Linked DNA regions of Homo sapiens: region 1 is linked to region 2. A link is an interaction called in ENCODE POLR2A ChIA-PET data of the cell type or tissue named here. Cell type or tissue: GM12878. All regions are shown on one strand. Each heading gives the region's core, and the rest is flanking DNA. Links, peaks and the distances in the headings are about the cores only.

Region 1 (12,860 bases), core at 7,344-9,843, 150 kb before region 2:
TGAAACAACAGATTTTCAATGTAGACAAAACAACCTTCTACTGGAAGAAGATGCCATCTAGGACTTCCATAGCTAGACAGGAGAAGTCAACTTCAGGCTTGAAAGGACAGCTGACTCTCTTGTTGTGTGGGCTAATGCAGCTGATGACTTTAAGTTGAAGCCAGTGCTCATTTACCACTCTGAAAATTTTTAGGGCCCTTAAGAATTAGGCTAAATCTATTCTGCTTGTGCTCTATAAAATGGAACAACAGGCTGGATGACAGCACATCTGTTTACAGCATGGTTTACTGAATATTGTAAGCCCACTGTTAATACTTACTGCTTAGAAAAAAAAGATTCATTTCAGTATATTATTGCTTGTTGACAATGCACCTAATCACCCAAGAGCTCTGATGGAGATGTACAAGGAGATGAGTGTTGTTTTCATGCTTGCTAATACAACATCCATTCTGCAGCCCATGGATCAAGGAGTAATTTTGCCTTTGAAGTCTTATTATGTAGGAATACACTTGGTAAGGCTATAGCTGCCATAGATAATTATTCTTCTGATGAATCTGGGCAAAGTAAATTGACAACCTTCTGAAAGGATTCAGCATTCTAGATGTCATTAAGAATATTTGTGGTTCATGGGAGAAGATCAAAATATCAACATTAACAGGAGTTTGGAAGAATTTGATTCCAATCGTCAGGTCAAAATATCAATATTAACAGGAGTTTGGAAGAATTTGATTCCGATCCTCATGGATGACTTTGAAGGGTGGAAATAGCAAGAAAAATAGAAGTGGAGCCTGAATATGTCACTCAGTTGCCACAATCTCATGATGAAAATTGAGCCAATGAGGAGTTGCTTCTTATGGATGAGCAAAGAAAGTGGTTTCTTCAGATGGCATCTATACTCCTGGTGAAGATGCTGTGAACATTGTTTAAATGACAACAAAGGGTTAAGAGTATTACATAAATTTAGTTGATAAAGCAGCAGCAGGATTTGAGAAAATTTACTCTAATTTTGAAAGCAGTTTTACTGTGAGTAAAATTCTATCAAACAGCATTGGATGCCTCTGAGAAATATTTTGTGAAAGGAAGGGTCCATTGATGCAGCAAAACTCATCATTGTCTTCTTTTAAGAAATTGCCACAGCCATTGCAGCCTTTAGCAACCAACACCCTGATCAGTCAGCAGCCATCAACATTGAGGCAAGACCTTTCACCAGCAAAAATATTAGGACTTGCTGAAGGCTCAAATGATTGTTAGCATGTTTTTTTTTTCAGCAATAAAGTATTTTTTAATTAAATATGTACATTGTGTTTTTAGACATAATGCTATTGAACACTTTAATAGACTACAGTATAGTGTAAACATAACATTTATATGCCCTGGGAAACCAGAAAATTTGTGTGACACACTTTACTCTGATATTTACATGATTGCTGTTGTCTGGGACCAAACCCACGGTATCTTCAAGCTATACCTGTGTGTATCCATTATATGTGATACATGTTTGTATCTATTTGACTATATGAGAGAAAAATATTGAAAGATGTATTCTGATTTGTTAATGTAGATTATAGAACTGGAGATTGTTATGGGGTTAAGAGAGTGGGTAAGGCACCCAGATAAGAGGACTGAAAAAATACTTATATGATCGTTTTTCATTAGTGTAAAGTTGTATGTATGTGTCTATGTATAATTTATGTTTTAAAATACATTTTTTAAAGAAAGAGTTACTCTTATTTTGTCCCCATCCTGTTTGAAACTCTTCTATGGCTTTCTTTACTTCAATACTAGAATTGTGTTTGTTTGATGCCTTGCAAGGGCTGGCTGTGCTTGTGTATGCAGCTCGGCTTATGCTACTTTTCTCATGCCATTGCTCCTGCTTCAAGGTCTGCATAATTGTTCTCTTAATGGGGACCTGCCCTGCTCTCCTGGGCATAGTTAACTGCTGCTTGTGCCTCAGAACTTCTTTTAGGGAAGGGAACTGCCTTCCCTAACCCCTTGTTAGTTCCCTAAGTAAATGTTCTTATTGACACCTGATGCTTTTACTTAGCAGCAATTATCACAGTTGCAGTTGGGCATTGTCTAATTATTTGTGTAAATTCTGCCTCCCCTAATAGAATGTCAACTCTAAGAAGGAAGGGACGGTGTCTGTCTTGTTCTCAAGGATCTTATATAGAATAGATGCCCAATGAATATTTCCTGAGTGAATGAATAAATGAATCCCATCCTGAATGTGGGACCACGCTGTTCTGAAAGGGCACTGACCAAGGAGTCAGACAATGTGTGTTCTGGTCATTGTGCCGCCATAAACTTGCTGAGAGACATGGAGCAAGGTGATATGCCTCTTGGAGCCTGCTTTCCTACCTGTAAATGGGGTTAATAACACCTACTGCAGGTAGACATGGAGAGGGATAAAAAGGAATACAAGACAATGTGAACATATAACCAGCAGAGAGTAAGCATTCAATAAAATTGCCTTATATTTTTCTTGGTGTCTTGTCACTTCACCAGTGAAATGGGAGTAATTTGACTAAATAATTTTTAGAGTTTCTTCTAGTTCAAAATTATAGTTGACCCTTGAACAACATGGCAATTAGGGGCACCAACCCCTTGAGCAGTCAAAAATTTATGTATAACTCTTGACTCCCAAAAACTTAACTGCTAATAGCCTACCAGAAGCCTTACCAATAACATAAACAACACATATTTTCTATGTTATATGCATTGCATGTTGTATTCTTACACTAAATTAAGCTAGAGAAAAGAACTTATTAGGAAAAGCATAAGGTGTAGAAGAATGAAACTGGATCCTCATCTTTCACCTTATATAAAAATCAACTCAAGGTGGATCAAAAACTTAAATCTAAGACCTGAAGCCATAAAAATTCTAGAAGATAACATCAGAAAAACTCTTCTAGACTTTGGCTTAGGCAAAAGGTCATGACCAAGAACCCAAAAACAAATGCAACAAAAACAAAGATAAATAGATGGGGCTTAAATTAAAAAGCTTCTGTACAGCAATATAAACAATCAGCAGAGTAAACACACAACCCACAAAGTGGGAGAAAATATTCACAAACTATGTATCTGACAAAGGACCAATATCCAGAATCTATAAGGAAGTCAAACAAATCAGCAAGAAAAAAGCAAACAATCCCATCAAAAAGTGGGCCAAGGACATGAATAGACAGTTCTCAAAGGAGGATATACAAATGGCCAACAAACATATGAAAAAATGCTCAACATTACTAATTATCAGGGAAATGCAAATTGAAACCACAATGCAATACCACCTTACTCCTGCAAGAATGGCCGTAATTTAAAAATCAAAAAATAATAGATGTTGGCATGGGTGTGGTGGGAAAAGGGAACACCTGTACACTGCTGGTGGGAATGTAAACTAGTACAACCACTATGGAGATTTCTTAAGCAACTAAAAGTAGAACTACCATTTGATCCAGCAATCCCATTACTGGGTATCTACCCAGAGGAAAACAAGTCATTTTATGAAAAAGACAACACACAACATGTTGCACACAACATCTTTATAGTGGCACAACTCGCAATTGCAAAAATATGGAATCAGCATAAATGCCCATCAATCAATGAGTGGATAAAGAAAATGTGGGAGATATATATATATATGAATATGCCATAAAAAGGAACATAATAGGCCAGGCGCGGTGGCTCGTGTCTGTAATCCCAGCACTTTGGGAGGCCAAGGCGGGCAGATCACGAGGTCAGGAGATCGAGACCATCCTGGCTAACATGGTGAAACCCCGTCTTTACTAAAAATACAAAAAAAAAATTAGCCGGGCATGGTGGTGGGCGCCTGTAGTCCCAGCTACTCAGGAGGCTGAGGCAGGAGAATGGCGTGAGCCTGGGAGGTGGAACTTTTAGTGAGCCGAGATCACGCCACTGCACTCCAGCCTGGGGACAGAGCGAGACTCTGTCTCAAAAGAAAAAAAAAAAAAAAAGAACAAAATAATGGCATTCACAGCAACCTGGATGGAACTGGAGACCATTATTCTAAGTGAAGTAACTCAGGAATGGAAAACCAAACATATGTTCTAACTTACAAGTGGGAGCTAAGCTATGTAAGAATGATACAGTGAACTTTGGGGACTTGTGGAGAAGGGTGGGATGGGGATGAGGGATAAAAGACTACACACTGGGTACAGTGTACACCAGAATCTCAGAAATCACACCCAAATAACTAAAAAAAAAAAAAAAACTTATCCATGTAACCAAACATCACCTGTTCCCCCAAAACTATTGAGATAATAGTAATAAAAAAATTTAAAAAAGAAAAAAAAGCATAAGGAAGAAAATATACTTACTAAGTGAAAGTGGATCATCAAAGGTCTTCATCCTCATTATCTTCACGTTAAAGCAGGCTAAGTGGGAGGAGGGGTTGGTCTTGCTATCTCAGGGATGGCAGAGGCGGAAGAAAATCCACATGTAAGTGGACCCACACAGCTCAAACCCATGTTGTTCAAGGGTCAACTGTACTTTGATTTCTTCTGAGCTGCAGTCTCCCCTTTCTCTACCCTCACTTCCCTCCACCACTAGCTCCATTCCTGACTACTTTCTTCTACTGTTCTCAAGCCCAGGATACATCAGCTCTCCCTGGGAAAGACAAAAGACATCTTCATGCCGCCAGGGTATGGCAGTTTATCTCATACCTACTCTTTCACCACCACCCTGCCCTCTATCACTCATTGTTTCATTTACATTTATAAGACATTTTTGAGTTTCCACTATTGTGTGTGGTAGACTCTCACCCCTTGAATTCTGTACTTTTTCTTGTGCCTTCCCACATACTCTGTTGAGTGGAGGAAATAATGCATAATCGGCAAAGCAATGGAAAGATGCTGGTGTGTTTTTGAGGGCAGTTCCCCTTAATTAAGGGAGATGGGTTCTAAAAAGTCCTTGTAGATAAACAAATGGGTGATATTTGCTTCTTATCTGAAATTACTAACACAGTTGTCTACAACTGGTCATTCAGTGTTCTTGATTTCCCCTGTATTATTTCAATTACCCTAATTGCTACTAGGCAAAAACTTCAGTCAAATTTTAATTGCTCTTTAATGTTAACTTAAAATAGCTGCAGTTTTTTGTTTGTTTGTTGAGACAGGTCATGCTCTGTCACCCAGGCTGGAGTGCAGTGGCACAATCATGGCTGACTGCAATCTCTGCCTCATGGCTTCAAGTAATCCTCTTCAGCCTCCCAAGTAGCTGGGGACCACAGGTGTGTGCCATGCCCAGCTAATTTTTTGTACTTTTCGTAAAGATGGGGTTTCGCCATTTTACCCAGGTTGGTCTTGAACTCCTGAACTCAAGCAATCCAACCACCTTGGCCTCCCAAAATGCTGGACTTACAGGCATGAACCACAGGACCCAGCTGCTGTTCTCTCTTAACAAGAGACAAGTCCTAGAGCAAGATGCATTTAAACCCACTTTGGGGTATCAAAAATATCCCAATCTTGTGGTTCTAATAAATGTTTAACAACTAGGTTGGTATGGAGGTTCTGATGTGAAGCATTAGTCAGTTTCTGTGCTGTTACTAGATGTTCCCTAATAGGGCTGGGCAGAGATGCTAACAATTGGCTCATGAGGGCAGGTGGACCTGGCTCCAACCCACCACTGCACCCAATCCCTGAGTTCTTAATCTTCATCACACCCTCGACTTGCTTCCCAGCCATTGTTTCTGATCTCAGTTAATGATGCCTCTCAGTCAGCCAAGGAGACCTGACAGTCCCATCCACTTCCCCCACCCTCATCACTGAATCCTGTTGACTTCTCTCTCCAGCATCTCCTGAGTCTGTCCGCTTGTCTGTCCCCACTACAAACACCCTGCTCTGGTCTGTCCTGTCCATGGACTTCATTGCTACAGCATTGACTTTCATTATAATTTCCCTGCCTCTGTGCTGGCCCCTGTCAGCCGCTCTCTACTCTAAAGACAGTCAGCCTGCTGACACTTAAATTATGTTAGGCCAGTCTTGTTAAAAACCTTTCTGTGGCTTCCTCTCCATTAGGATCAGTCCAAACCCTTAGCGTTCCTTACTTTAGCACACATAGGCTGTGGGCTGGCCTTTGTCTGTCTTGTTCCCCACCAGCCACCCCTTGCCCTCCTCATTCTAGCTGTTAGGAATCACGTGTGTATCCTCAAGCACACCATGCTCTTTCTCCATTCAGGGCCTTCCTTTGGGGGTGCTGCTTCCTATATATCTGTATGATCATCTCTTCTTCCACTCCCCACCCACTCACCTACCCAGCCCTGCGGCCTAACTGCCTTTTATCCTTCAGTGATTTGCACGTTATGTCAGTTCCAGCATGACTTCCTTGGGGAGGCCCTAGACCAGGCAGCTCCCCTCATGCAGCCCCTGATGTAGAGCCTGCTCCCTGTCTTCTCCACACGTGAGGCTCCTGGAGGGCCTGGAACAACCCCATATTCCCAGCCCAGCCCGTACTACCTGGCAGATGGTTGGTGCTCCATGAATGTCGGGTCCATTTCTTGGATTTATGCAGGTCCCAGTTTTCTATTAAAGAGTAAGCTCCACATGGTCAAACATGTTCTTACTTCCTGTATTTTGTGTCAGCAGTTTGTCAGCTTAGCACAAAAAGTACCTGATGAATAATTTCTGCCACCAAAGTCATGTTGTTTTTTCTAACCAATTTTTTTTTCTCTCCTAGGTTTCATCAGCTGTTTTTCCCAACAAATATATGGTGTTGTGTATGGGAATGTAACTTTCCATGTACCAAGCAATGTGCCTTTAAAAGAGGTCCTATGGAAAAAACAAAAGGATAAAGTTGCAGAACTGGAAAATTCTGAATTCAGAGCTTTCTCATCTTTTAAAAATAGGGTTTATTTAGACACTGTGTCAGGTAGCCTCACTATCTACAACTTAACATCATCAGATGAAGATGAGTATGAAATGGAATCGCCAAATATTACTGATACCATGAAGTTCTTTCTTTATGTGCTTGGTGAGTATTCCATAAGTTGATTTGTTTAAAATGGCAAATTTCCATTTTTTTAGTCTGTTTTCAGAGACTAGCACAAATTAATGGTCTATGAGAAAAGAATTAGATGTTACCTGTTGTCAGGGTTTTCTCCTTTTCTGGTATAGAGGAGCTAGCTACTTTCAATTCCTTTGTCATTCCTCTGGGTGAGGAGAGAATCTAACCAAGGTGGGGAGAACAGTATCAGTTGTCTTACTAGGAATGTTTTGGAAAGAGATGTAGTGACAGCAGTTAGCTTAGAACTCTTTGGGCTCCACTGATAGATGTTACTCTATAAAGTTCCTGCTTCCCCACACAGCGGGGAGATTGTTTTTCCTCCTGCACCATTTTATTTAATTAATTTATTTATTTTGAGAAGGAGTCTCACTCTGTTACCAAGGCCAGAGTGCAGTGGCACAATCTTGGCTGACTGCAACCTCTGCCTCCCAGGTTCAAAGTGATTTTACTGTCTCAGCCTCCCAAGTAGCTGGGACTACAGGCCCGCACCACCATGCCCAGCTAATTTTTGTATTTTAGTAGAGATGGTGTTTCACTGTGTTGGCCAGGCTGGTCTCAAACTCCTGAGCTCAGGTGATCCACCCGCCTCAGCCTCCCAAAGTGCTGGGATTACACTCATGAGCCACCACACCCAGCTCCTGCACCATTTTAAACTGAAACTAGAGAGAGGGGACACATTTCTCCCTGCTTCTCACTGACACTCCTCCCTGGTCTCTAAAGCCCCTTTTGTGTTGCAGTCTTGTATAGGCCCCTGCCTCACATGCCAGTGTTTCTTGGTCATTTTAAGGCCTGCCTCATTTTCATTGTTTCTGACATTCCTGGTGTCTTGGTGGTTGCAATATTTAAATTAAAATTCTTTCAATATTGTCCTTGATCGCCTCTCCTGTAAGGATCTTTTCCTCTACGTTACCCACTACCCATGGATGTAACCGAGAACTCATCATTACCTCAATGTCAGGTGTCTCACTCTGACCACCATGCCCTGTCCTTGATGATGCTGATGCTGACAGTCCTTCACACACCTGATGTCCCTGCTGCCCTCCCTACTCAGCCTGAGTGCTGTTGTCACTCACTAGACTCAGTCCGTTGCAGACACACTTAGCTTCCTTGCTCCTTTGCTGGCTTGTCATACTCGCATGGCCAGATTACAGCTAGATTAAGTCCGCTGCTTTGCCTATTCTGTGCTCACACCCATGTGGTTGCAGAAAAATACACCACCCTACAAAGTCCTGCACTTTTAATTTCTCTAATCACTTACCTCAATTAAGTTGGTATTTCCTAGCCTGTTCACTTACCCACTCTCCTAGCAGTTACTTTTTCTCTCCTCAAATCTTGAATACCTCCTTCTCTAGACTGACTCTTCAGCTGAAGGCTTTGCTTCTTATTTCACTAAGGAGAATAAGCAATCAGAGGGCAATTTCCACAAGCTCTCACCACCTGCCTACCTTCCTACCCATACCTGAGCCTGTAGGCCCTGCTTTCTCTCCTGATATGAATGGACTTTCTGAGTTCTCACCTGAAGTTAAACTTTCCACGTGTGCCCTGGATCCCACCTCCTCTTGCCGTCCTCGGGAATATCACCCTAGTGCTTCTACCCACTCTCTCCTGATGAGAATTTCCCCCATAAGTTGATGGTTCATTTTAAGTGGCATACATATATACTGTCATTAAAACTTTCTCATGATCCCTGTACCCCTCCAGCCACCACCACCTGCTGTCTTCACTTTATAGAAAATCTCCTTGAAGAAGTTGTCCATATTCACTTATTCTGATCCCTTATATTCACTTTTAACCCACTCCAAATAGGCTTTCATCTGCACTGCTATGCCAAAACTCCTCTAGACCTCCTTGTTAATAAATCCAGTGGTTCATTCTCAGTCCATGTCATTCTTGACTTCTCAGCAGCTTTTGACATAGCTGATCACTCCCTCCTCCAAGTACTGTCTTCACTTGACATCCAGGATACCACCCTATTCATGTTTCTTTCTCTTTTTTCCTTGAGAGGGGGTTTCGCCCTTGTTGCCCAGGCTGGAATGCAATGGCGCGATCTCAGCTCACTGCAACCTATGCCTCCCGGGTTCAAGTGAATCTTCTGCCTCAGCCTCCTGAACAGTTGAGATTACAGGCATGCACCACCATGCCTGGCTAATTTTGTATTTTTAGTAGAGATGGGGTTTCACCATGTTGGTCAGGCTGGTCTTGAACTCCTGACCTCAGGTGATCCACCTGCCTTGGCCTCCCAAAGTGTTGGGATTACAGGTGTGAGCCACTGTGCCTGGCTTCACATTTCTTTCTAACACACTGACTATTCCTTTTCAGCTTCTTTTGCTAGTTTCCTTGTTTCCCCAACCTCTTAACACTGGAAACATCAAGGCTTAAGCCTTAGGTCTCTTTCCTTTTCTGTCTGCGTTCATAGCCAGTGGGTGAGCTCATCCCATGTCAGGGCTTTAAATATCATCTCAATGCTAATAATGTACAGATCTAGAGCTCTAGCCCAGAGTACCCCGCCGAGCTCCTTATGTGTATACCTGACTGCCCAGTGTACCTCTCCAGTCAGACATCTAATTGGCCTTTCAAATATCACAAGTCCAAAAGTAAGCTCATTATCTTCCCCTTAAAACCTGCTGCTCCTCCCCAAATCTTTTCCCTTTTGGTTAATGGCAGCCCCATCCTTTCAGCTGGTCAGTCTGAAACCGGGATGTCATCCTTGATACCTCTCTTTTTCTTGAATACCACATTCACTCTACCAGGAAGTTGTATTGGTTCTACCAGAATGATCTTTTTAAAACAGAAGTCAGATCATGTCACTCATCTGTGTGGAACTTTCTAATGGCCCCATCTAACTCTGTTAAAGCTAAAATGTGTAAAGCGACTTGCAAGGCTATGTGAGGTCTGACCCCTGTGGACTCTATTTAGACAAATACAGCTTGCTAAGATGTCAAAGTATCCTCTTAGAAGATTTCCTTGAAAAAGTAGAATCTTTGAAACATGGACATTGGGGATCTGATAATTTATAGATAGGGCCAACAAACAAGAGGATTGAGTCAGAATTTAGATCACACATTTTAAGAGCCCTTTTTATAGAGTTTGTAAAACTAATTCAAAACATTTGAATAAATTTCTCCTCTTAAACTTGATGAACTGTTTTAAAATAATTTAAAATATTCTAGGCCGGGCATTGTGGCTCAAGGCTATAATCCCAGCACTTTGTGAGGCTGAGGAGGGAGGGTTGCTTAAGCCCAGTAGTTCAAGACCATCCTAGGCAACATAGCAAGACTCCATCTCTACAAAAATAAAATAATTAACCAGGCATGGTGGTGCATGCCTGTAGTCCCAGCTACTCAAGAGGCTGAGGTGGGAGGATCCCTTGAGCCCAGGAGGCTGAGGCTGCAGTGAGCCATGATTGCACCTCTGCACTCCAGTCTGGGTGACAGACCAAGACCCTGCCTCAAAATAACTAGCTAAATAAATTAATTAAATAAAATATTCTATGGCACCTCAGCAAAGGTATGGTTTTGTTAGTCAGACCAACTGGATAGACCTTAGGAAGCCTGCAGAGGAGTAAAGTACAGGGGAGGTGAGTTTTGATCAGGAGGCAGTGATATTGATAGTATTGAGTGTGGGACTTAAAGTCCTGGTTTGAGAGTCTGGACATCAGCTTGTAGCAGTGGGGAGCCATTGTGTCCTATACTGGAGCAAGGAAGTGACTTGATAAAATACATTTTTGGAAGATTAATGTGATGGTGCATACTTATGATGGATTAAAGAGAGGAGATGTCAAGTTAGAAGCTACTATCATCCAGGTAGATAGAGGGTCCAAGAAAGAGTCTGCAAGATGTAGGTTTTGGTTGTAAAAAGACATAAGATGACTCTAGGTTTCACATCTGCATGATAAAATGATTGGTCATACTATTTTTTTTTTTTTTTAAGAAAAGAGGAAGTCATACTTCCTTGAGGTAATGTTAACACTTGTTTTAGTAACCTGGTAATCTTCTAGAGACACCAGACCTAATAGGAGACTTCCAGTGAGCATATTTTGGACAGGGGGATTTCCTGGCACTTCCTAAATTCAGGGCATCCACTTCCTTCTGTGTGTACATTGAGATCTGGCTTTCCTCCATACCCAAAAGTCCCCTTAAAATTTCTACTTCTGAGGTTTATTAGTCCTTTCCCATCTTTTTATGGACCTTCATCACATCTCAGATGATGATTTTTATGTAAGTAGAATTAACTGCCCTGTCCTTAACTGGGCTGGATTGATACTTGACCTTTACTAAAATTCGTGAAAATATACACATATTTCTATAAAATGTCATCAGATATGTGTAAGAAATTCTCATTTTTTACACAGCAGTGAACTCAATTCATTAATTATAAATTGACTAATTGTCTTAGGGAGGAAGTAGGCACATTTCTTGCCAGTTTAATGCTGCTTAAAGTAGAGGTATAACGAATATTTGTTAGATACAGCTGTGGTAAGTCCCACGGGCAGCAAGAAAATATGAAAGATTTATAGAAGGAAAAGATCTGAGGTGTAGAAACTGTGATCTAGGTGCTGCAGAAAGGCTTGCACACTTTTAGATGAGTTGGATAGGCACTTCTACCTTTGCCATCTGGCAACTGTTGTGTAATGAGATAGCCAGAAAGAGCTTCTACCTAGTCAAGGGAGTTCTAGCAACTTAGAAGATAATACTAACACTTCTTCATGTTTCCCCTGAAATTACTTTCATATTCTGTTTTTTTTCTTTTCTTTTCTTTTCTTTTCTTTTTTACAAACCCTGCATGTGGCACTCAGTCATATTCTGTTTGACCTTTACAGTGACCTGATACAGCATTCCCTTTCACAGATGAAAATAAGACAGTTTAGGAGTCCGTTTCTCTGTAAGTAGAACAAGAGACCTGGATGGATGCTTTCTTAAAACTCTTCCAGCTCCTAAAAGGACTGTGGCCCCAGGTCACACAGCAGGCCAAGGCTAAGGCTTGATCAAACCTCCCAACTCCTACTCAGTGACTCTTCTCATCATATCACATACCCTCCGGGGAGCCTCGGCTTCCTGGAGTTGGAAACTCACAGCCAATGGCCGTGTGCTCTATTACAGCTAGCATTTGTTAAGTACTTACTCTGTGCAGGCACTACATGTTAATTCATATGTTGATTATTATCTGTGTTAACTCATTTAATCTCATTACAGTCTGATAGAGTAAGTACTATTTGTGTCCTTATTGTAGAGAGGAGGAAACCTAGACACAAGGTGATTTAAGTAACTTGCCCAATGTCAAATGGCTCTTAGTCATGAAGCTGGGATATGCACTCAGGCAGCTGGGCTTCTGAGTCCATGCTAAACACCATACTGTACCTCTTTGGAGATAGCGGGTAGAAGAATTTACATTTTATTTGAAGACTGTCTCTCTGAATCTATCCTTCTATCCATCTGTCTCCCCATCTGTCCTGTACTGCTTGTGAGGAGCCATCTGTGTGCCTTGCATTATGTCATGTGCTGTGGTTGAAAGGTGAGTCATACCTAGTCTTTGCCCTCCAAAGATACACAGTCTCTGGGGCTGATGATGCACCTCTGTTCAGTTCAGAAAGTGCTGGATGAAAGACTAGACATTGGCAGAGCTAGATCAATACATTAGAATCTGCAACAGAACAAACAGGCCACATACATCAGAAGCACCTGGGATGGTGGGGCTCAGGAATCTGTATTTTTAACAAGCACCCTTGGTGATTCTTAGGCACCTTAAAATTTGAGAAATGCTTCAAAGGACCATTTCTAAGGAGGTAGAAAGCTTGGTTTTCTGCCCCTGAGAAATGCCCAGCCTAGTTACAGAGGCAGGCATAA
Region 2 (8,395 bases), core at 1,282-3,781:
ATCCAGGGGCTGCTCCTTGCCGTGGAGGAGGATAGAGCTGCAACGGTCTAGGATCCTTTCTGGGGCGCCCTTCATCACCAACAGGTGTTGGGGCTCCGATGTGTTGGGGTTCTTATGAATAGACAACTGTGAAGGATTGTTGAGACATAAACATTGGATGGTTGGATGTGTGGCAGTCCATGGTGGAAAACAAAGCTTCACTTACTATTTAGTATTTGCTATAAAAGACCCAAGATCCCTTCTTTCTGAACTCTGAAGTATCTTACACCTGTAACATACTTTGAATGCTACAGAAAAAAAAAAAAATGAGCACTATGATATATTCATAAATTCCTGACATTTGTTCACATTAAAAAAGAACATACGAAATTTCAGAACACAGGGATTGGGGAACACTTGTGTACACATACCTCCAGCCACCTCCCCACATGCCCACACCCACCCCAAACCACAAGTATTCAAAAGGGCTCAACAGTGTTTTGCAAGAGGCTTCATTTATCCTGCTGATATTCAACTAAATTATGGCATTCTATGGTAATCAAGGGCAAAATTTAAAGCTAAAGCTTATAAAACTCCAAAGGGAGAATATTTCCTCTTCCTGCTCATGTACCTCCCCTCTTTGTCCCCCAGCTTGCCCTCGCCCTCCGTGTACCCATCGATCTTCAGACCTGGTACTTGTTGGTGGAGTTGAAGGGTATCTCGACGATTTTGGCGTATCTTTCTCTCATCTCCTTCACGGAACCACAGCACAGCTCTATGCACTTTAAGAGTGCTGACTCAGAGGCATCTCCTGCAACTGCCCGCTGTGAACAGAGACATCATCTGTAAATTATCTCCAAAAAATTTCACTGAGGCATCACTAAAAAACAGGAAAAATAACTCAAGACACATTCCAATCTTGTCAGAGGTAGCAGAGGATGGGCAAGAAGGAAGCAGCGGTGTTAAGTGGGACAGGAGTCCCTCTAGCCCCGACCACTGCTGTTCACAGTGCTTCAGACTCAAACCCCAACGTCCTTCCCCACCCCACAGCAGCTTCTAGTGAAAGAAGGGTGTGGGAAGGTGTCACCTTCCCTAGAAGAGGTATTAACACACCCTTCCAACCTACTGCAGTCTATTTCTATCTTCCCCTGGCCTACTGAAAAGTCTCAAAGCCAATGCTATTCCCAACTACCTACTTCTGGTTACTTATCTGAAAATACCAAGTGAGAGATTAAACATTTATAGCACCTTTCATTACCGTAGAATTCGTAAGAAAATGCTTAAGGTCTCAGGACTGGGGACAAGCTGCCTGTGTCAAGGGCAAAGTAGAAGACTGTGCATTCTAATCATAACTGTGCAAAATTAACTGGGCCTGAAGGATGTGAACTGAAAGCTATTACCAACTCCAACAGTAATAAAATCGAACCACGTAACATTTTAGTTAAAGCCCATGCTTCAGTGACACACATATTTTCTATGATACATGATGACACACTTATATTTTGACATACTGAAAGCATTTTCAGTTGTAAACAAATTTTATATAGGTAAACCTTTTAGAACCTTAACATGTAAGGCTGCATATGCAGATGAACAGATCAATGCTCAGAAGTATAGCAGCTCCACAGAGCAAGAAAGTTGGCTGGGTTTGGAAAGAAACACAAAATAAGTGGGGGACATTTTAAATAAAAGCCACTTATTTTAATAAAAGCCATTTTTAATAAAAGCAGAATAGGGCTGCTTCTCCCTCCCCGCTTTTTAGTAATAATGCCATCAACATGGCCGAACTCCAGAAATACTTGGAATACAGCTTCTGCTACCTTTCTGGGGTTTTTTAATCAGGAAAGATTTGATACTTGTGGGACCTGATGCTCAAAGCCTAGAACATTTCCACTTTGAGGTAAAGAAAAACATGAAACATTTATCTCAAGTTTTATCCTCAAGATACACAACATTATCCTCAAATCAACATCAATTCAATGCCAAGAAAATCTCCTTTGCAGAATAAATGAACCCTATCCTCATCACAGAAGGCATCTGAGTTACATCCAAGCCATATTCCCTTTGGCAACTTAGTTTATACCCACAACTACTACAGGCAGCTTCACAGAGAATGTGGGACCCAGAGAGCCTCACATAGCTTTCTTCTCCTACAGGACTTTGTACAATTCATGATCCTTCTGAGACTGCATCTTCACTTGGGCAGCATAGTAAAATCTCAATCATTTCAAACTGCATCAGAATTCCACAGGCTAAGGCTGGGCTTATTTTGGCCTGGAGCTTATTTTTACATCATTAGTAAACAAGCTAAGAACCAATAAGATAAGATAAGCTGAGCTATTTCAGGAAAATAAATGGCTTAAAGGAGTTACTGGAATCTACTGTATCCTAATATGCAAATACGATTATGGAGTCACTGCAGCCCTCAGCTCTCACTGTCCACTAGGTTAGGTGATAACATATAAACTCAAGAGTAGTAAAAGCAGATGAATTAGGTTTTTCACCAATAAAGACTGTCTTCCGTCTCCTCCCCTCCCACTTTGGTCAGATTTTTACTGCATCTTCCCTTTTTAATCAACCTATATGGAGCAGGGGGTCCTATAATACATCAGGATCTACAGGCAACACAATGTAAGTTACACACAGCAAAGTACTGCACAGACCACTCCAGGTGTTCTACAGTGAACAGTCACACAGACCACAAAGGTAATTTGCTACTTTTAACACTCAAATGGCAGTTCTCATGTGCTGTCTACATCCCTCCATTAGTTAACTCTTGAGCATACCTTAAGAATAGGTAGGTTTTCCTGGTTAGCCTGAAACACTGCCCTGTTACAAAGACCTGCAATTCTGGACAGAGCAAGCCAGGTAGCTGAAGTCTTGTCAAAAGAGACACCTGATGGAGGCAAGAAAACACAACAGAACAACAATGCATTAACTTCAAAGGCTGTGTTCTCAGTTCTCCTATTAAAGTCCCATAGAAATCTGCAGTGATACATCTCATTTCCCAATTAATGAAACCAATCACATTTTAGGCATTCTTCAGTCACGTTTGTAGGGCAATTTAAAGTTTCTACTGACATGCAAAAAATCAATATCCCATACCCTTGACTCTTCACTAAATGATAAAAAAAAAAAAAACAAAAAAGAAAGAAAAAGCTGCCATGAGCTTAAAAAAAAAAAAGAAATTTCATGCAATTTCTTAAAAGAAAAAAAACCAAGCGAAGTCAGCAGGTGGCTGAGGTGTGTGGTAACCCTGGCCTTACCACTCTGATTCTCTGTCGTATCAGCTTCATGGATTTGATTGTCAAACCACATGTGGGCCACTGTCATCCGGTTCTGAGTCAGAGTTCCAGTTTTATCAGAGCAGATGGTGGACGTGGACCCCAAGGTCTCCACAGCTTCTAAGTTCTTCACTAAGCAGTTTTTCCTTGCCATGCGTTTGGCAGTAAGTGTCAGACAGACCTAAAAAATATTAGGAAGATTATTACTTCACTCAACCAGGCTGGAATTCTATACAGATTCTTGCTATATCCTAATGTGGAAGAAATTTGTCTAAAATTAAATCTCTCCAACCTTCTTCTGAAGTTTGAAGAAATAATAAGGGGAACCCATACATGAGGCTTCCCCTTCCTTCCAGAAAAGCAATCTATTAAGAAAAATAATAACAGGATTCTACCATATTCTATCCCCCTACTTGATCCCAAGTTCTTCTCCTTTCTCCACTGCACTGTTCAGGACCACGTGATAATTTAAAAGCAAAATGTATGCTTTGGGGTTATCTTACGTATAAACAAATGCTGAGGTTTTCTCACTGTCAAAATTCACCACGTGATGTGGCTCTCAAGAAGAACTATATCAAACATCCAGAATAAAACATAAGTTGGCAATACCTTAGAATAGGATAGCGGAAGAGTGTAACATTCGTGCAAGCTGATCTGAGTCAGGGTGACCATCACCTGCCTCTTACCGTGACAGTGGCCAGCAAACCTTCCGGCACATTGGCTACGATGATACCGATGAGGAAGATGACAGCCTCAAGCCAGGTGTACTCAAGGATGAGAGAAAGGATGAAGAAAGACACACCCAGGAACACAGCCACACCCGTGATGATGTGGATAAAATGTTCAATTTCTGCAGCAATGGGGGTCTGGCCTCCTTCCAGCCCAGAAGCAAGTGTGGCAATTCTTCCCATCACAGTGCGATCCCCAGTGTAGACAACAATACCACGTGCGGTGCCTTAAAAAGAAGGGGAGGGAGAACTGTACCTAATTGTATCTAACCTGAAGGAAGCCACGGATTTTACACAATTACATAGGATGACTAAAAAAACAAAAAGAGTTGATAAAAGCACTTTTTAAGGGCCAGCTCTTTGGCTGTACATGCTGTTTGGCAAAGGGACTTCTCTCCAGTAGCAGGACAGCAGCTCCAACACCCATGCCAGACTGGTGTTGTTGACAGAAGAGGCAGGGTGGAGGTGGAGGGAAGGGAAACTGCCACAAGGTTTCCTGCCAGCTAGGAAAACACCTCTGCTCTGTGCTTGACACAAGTTCTCAGAAATGGAGCCAATAAAACAAGAGATTGTGCCTATGGTTTTGATTTTGTTAATGCCCAAGAGAAATACCACGCCATGCTCAAAGTGCCCAAAAATGGCCTACCTTCAACACAATTGGTTGAAAAGAAGGCAATGTTCCTCGTCTCCAGGGGGTTTTCATTTGTGAAATCTGGAGACCTAGTCTGGGGTTCTGATTCACCAGTGAGCGAGGAGTTATCCACCTATATGTGAGGAAAAGAAGAAAAATGTCATGTGAATACACCAGCCTTATCATGGGCTACTGTACCCCTCAAATCAAGCTGCCCGAACAGCAGAGCTAGCTATGAGGTTTGTTAAAATAAAAGAGCTACCTTGCAGCCATTTGCAGATATGATTCTGAGGTCAGCAGGAATTCGGTCTCCTCCTTTTACTTCCACCAGATCCCCAACCACAACTTCCTCCGCATTTATGCTCATTTTCTCACCATTTCGAATCACAAGGGCTTGCTTTGGAAAAGAAACAATTTACACCGTTAGTATACCAACAAAGAGAAGGTAGTGTCCAAAACAAGAAAATAAAAATAGTCATAATCCTAATTACCTGAATACAAAACAAAGATATTATTCACTTTTTTATTTACACAAGTTACAAAAGCTTGCTCGCCAGTTTAAGAGATATTGCTGTTACATGGTGTGCCTGTATTCAGAGTTTACATTCAAAAGAAAGGCTACCACTTTTTGGATAGAAGGAAAATAGGTTGGTTTTGGGTGGGGTAGAAGACATCCATCTCTCTGATGAGTCATGTAATACTTGGAAAACCTTAACTTCACACTAATTCACAGGCTGACATGCTTGGGGCTGTCAAGTCATCCACTGGGGAAGGACAAAGCGTCTGGTACCTGAGGGACCATGTTTTTGAAGGATTCCATGATCTTTGAACTTTTAGCTTCTTGATAGTAGGAGAAGCAACCAGTTATGATTACAACGGCTGATAGCACCACACCCAGGTACAGCTGGAAGGGAAAAGACAAGTTAGGGCCCGTGGCTCTACACAATAATTAGGGACATTCAATTAATTTTTTGACTGAATAAAAAACAGATTTTTAATAGAGAAACCAAGATTTCAGAAATATAGAACTCATGTTTTCTTATTTATCCTTCTAAAGACCACACAGGAAGGGTCAGAAATGGAGTCAGGCACACCAACACTTGATCACTAACTGGACGTTTGGAAAGGTTCTAGATGCATCAGTTTCTCCTGCTTTATAAAACAAAGATTGTTTTTCAACCAACTTGTGGATTTTGAAGAATGGCCACCAAGCATTTCTGGACAGGTGGATGTGCCAACATGAATCGCTGTGCTCTGCCATCCAGTGGGTGGCGGCCGGGGCCTGAGCAGAGCTGCCTGCTCACAGCAGCACATGCAGGTGGGCATCCCACTTGTAAGAGCATCTACAACGTGGGTGGTAGAGAGAGGAAATGGAAACGAAGGAAGAATGGATGAGCCTTGAAGGCAACAGCTGTTCATAACCATTAAGTAATGAGTTCATAACCATTAAGTAATGAGTGGTAATTGAGAAGAAGTGGGAGACAAAGACGGAGAAGATATCTGATGTGTACTACAAATCCATATGCTGAATTACAGAACTCACATTATCGTTTTGAGGTTCCTCTTCTGTAGCAGCTTGGATGCTATAAGCCAAGAAACAAAGAATCGCTCCAATCCACAGTAACATTGAGAACCCCCCAAAGAGCTGCCGACAAAACTTGATCCATTCAGGAGTAGTGGGAGGGGGAGTGAGGGCGTTGGGACCATCTCGCGCCAGGATCTCAGCTGCACGAGCAGATGTTAATCCCTGAGAAGCAGTGGAATATAAATAAGGCAAACTGTACCAGCACTTACAAGGCAATATACCTACCTGGTAGCTGGACGGTTGCAATAAGGATTTAAGGAAGAAACAAAATGTCCCAAGCTAGAGAGCCAAGGTAAAACCTAGCAAATTCCTCCATGAATAATTCTGCTGATGAGCCAGTCCCCACAGGGTTCAGGCAAACAATAGGCCCAAGGAACTCATAACACCCAGATTAAAACTCTTTAAATTGATCCATCAATAAATTTGAATTCAGCCTGGTTTCTTCTAAGTTTTAGATCAAGGGATTAATGCCAAATTGCATTTCTGCCAAAAAGGTATCTATTTTCACAAATCCATTCAGTTTTGCAAATTAAGAGCTTTGGGTTTTCTGTGTATTGATTTTGTCGGGAGGGGAAAAAAAACCCCTCTACAAACATCAAAGGAGAAAAAAACTTCCTGTAGAAATCCTTTGGGTTAACAGCCAAGTTTTAAATATACAGCTTGATTCTTTGCTTGTCTGGCAGGGAAGGGCTCACCTCCATGTGCATTTTAGCCACCTCCCAATAAACCTGTTGACTGAAAAGTACTCACTGGAAAAAACCACTCTACTAAAGCCTGCTATTTTTCTAATGGGCCTTAAACCCAAGATTCACTGACAGCAGGCAATTACATATAAGCTCTCATTAAGAGAGGAAAATATGATCACTTTTATACTCTCAAAATAACAAGTCAAAAAAAAAATAAAATATTTTTGTCTAAAGTATCTATTTATCTGTGTTTTGTGCTCATGTTACCAAACATTTGAGTGCTATCTACATGCCAGGAACTGAATTCAGTGCTTTAATTAACTTGTTTAATTCTCATGACAATCCTTTTTTAGGCATTATTAACCTCATTTTATAAGTAAAGAAATAGACCCGCAGCATTTGAGTAATGGGCATAGGTCGGAGAGAGCACACTTCATTAAGACTCTAATAAAAACTTAAGTGAGATGTGAAGTGGCTAGAGACTGCCTGGCACAAAGTAAGCACAGAGTCACTGTTGGCATGTTGTTCTGAGCTGACTCGAGGCCTCCTCTTGGAGCTTAAAGTGCTTGTGTCAAGAAAAACGCTCTCAACCTTGTTCTTCTCTCCTTTTTTTTTTTTTTTTTTTTTTTTTTTTTTTGAGATGGAGTTTCACTCTTGTTGTCCAGGCTGGAGTGCAATGGCACAACCTTGGCTCACTGCAACCTCCACCTCCCAGGTTTAAGCAGTTCTCCTGCCTCAGCCTCCCGAGTAGCTGGGATTACAGGCATGCACCACCATGCCAGGCTAATTTTGTATTTTTAGTAGAGACGGGGTTTCTCCATGTTGGTCAGGCTGGTGTCGAACTCCTGACCTCAGGTGATCCACCAGTCTCAGCCTCCCAAAGTGCTGAGATTACAGGCATGAGCCACCGCACCCGGCCTCTTCTCTACTCTTACACCCCAACAATCAACACAGAAGATGACTTCTGTGAGCAAAGGTGTGGCGGTTTCTCCCCACCACCAAGGTTTCCTCCAATTCAATTCCAACACTATCTACCTGGAAAATCAGAAAAGTGGAACAAGATTAGAGTCCTGCCTTGCGACAGGTGAAAAGGAGGGCAGGAGAGAGATCCTGTTTCTTGAAGCCTGCCACTGAGGTCTAACACACCCAACATTATAACAAACGACTGTAATAAGGGCTATGGGAGTTATGAACCAGGAACTGTGGACAAAAACCAATATATATCAGAATACCACAGTACCCATGTCTCTTGATGCCTTACTGAAAAAATGCTACATATTGGCTTGCTATTCAAGTTATTCCCAGACATTTCAGTGATTATCTGGAAATAAGACATCCCTAGACTATTTACTTTTATAACATTTGTTACACATTTAATATCAAAATCCTCTACATAACAAGGATACATAACGCCTATTTTATGAAAAGGTTTCTTTAATTTTTGTACAAAACAATTTCCAACTAAATGATAGAATAACTAAACAAATGATAGTATAACCATA

What was found. ChIA-PET counts read pairs that join two places held together with the same protein. Peaks named below come from ENCODE experiments on the same cell type or tissue, not always from the same donor. Only the 100,000 strongest peaks of a DNase experiment are listed, where the experiment ranks them.
Region 1: POLR2A ChIA-PET joins it to region 2 with 7 read pairs; 2 of 35 experiments call an interaction of 5 or more read pairs at or near these places.

Annotation. Positions count from the first base shown.
Region 1 is chr1:116,538,435-116,551,294 of GRCh38, reverse strand. CD58 (CD58 molecule) reads left to right here. Exons shown (of 6, transcript NM_001779.3): 2 at 6,691-6,984. It overlaps LOC105378925 (a long non-coding RNA gene), which reads right to left and starts at 6,594. Exons shown (of 3, transcript XR_947739.2): 1 at 6,471-6,594; 2 at 4,335-4,417; 3 at 1-910. RefSeq lists enhancers at 6,353-6,582, 12,640-12,709. In GM12878, for the core only: no CTCF peak of the experiment used is centred there; no DNase peak of the experiment used is centred there; H3K27ac peaks cover 2,500 bases.
Region 2 is chr1:116,385,262-116,393,656 of GRCh38, reverse strand. It overlaps ATP1A1 (ATPase Na+/K+ transporting subunit alpha 1), which reads right to left. Exons shown (of 23, transcript NM_000701.8): 4 at 6,166-6,369; 5 at 5,413-5,526; 6 at 4,885-5,019; 7 at 4,638-4,755; 8 at 3,950-4,218; 9 at 3,246-3,444; 10 at 2,766-2,875; 11 at 669-803; 12 at 1-126. ATP1A1-AS1 (ATP1A1 antisense RNA 1) reads left to right here. Exons shown (of 3, transcript NR_027646.1): 3 at 631-792. Among named protein-coding and RNA genes, the nearest start is that of ATP1A1, 16 kb to the right of the region's middle. RefSeq lists an enhancer at 3,372-3,431. In GM12878, for the core only: no CTCF peak of the experiment used is centred there; no DNase peak of the experiment used is centred there; H3K27ac peaks cover 1,001 bases.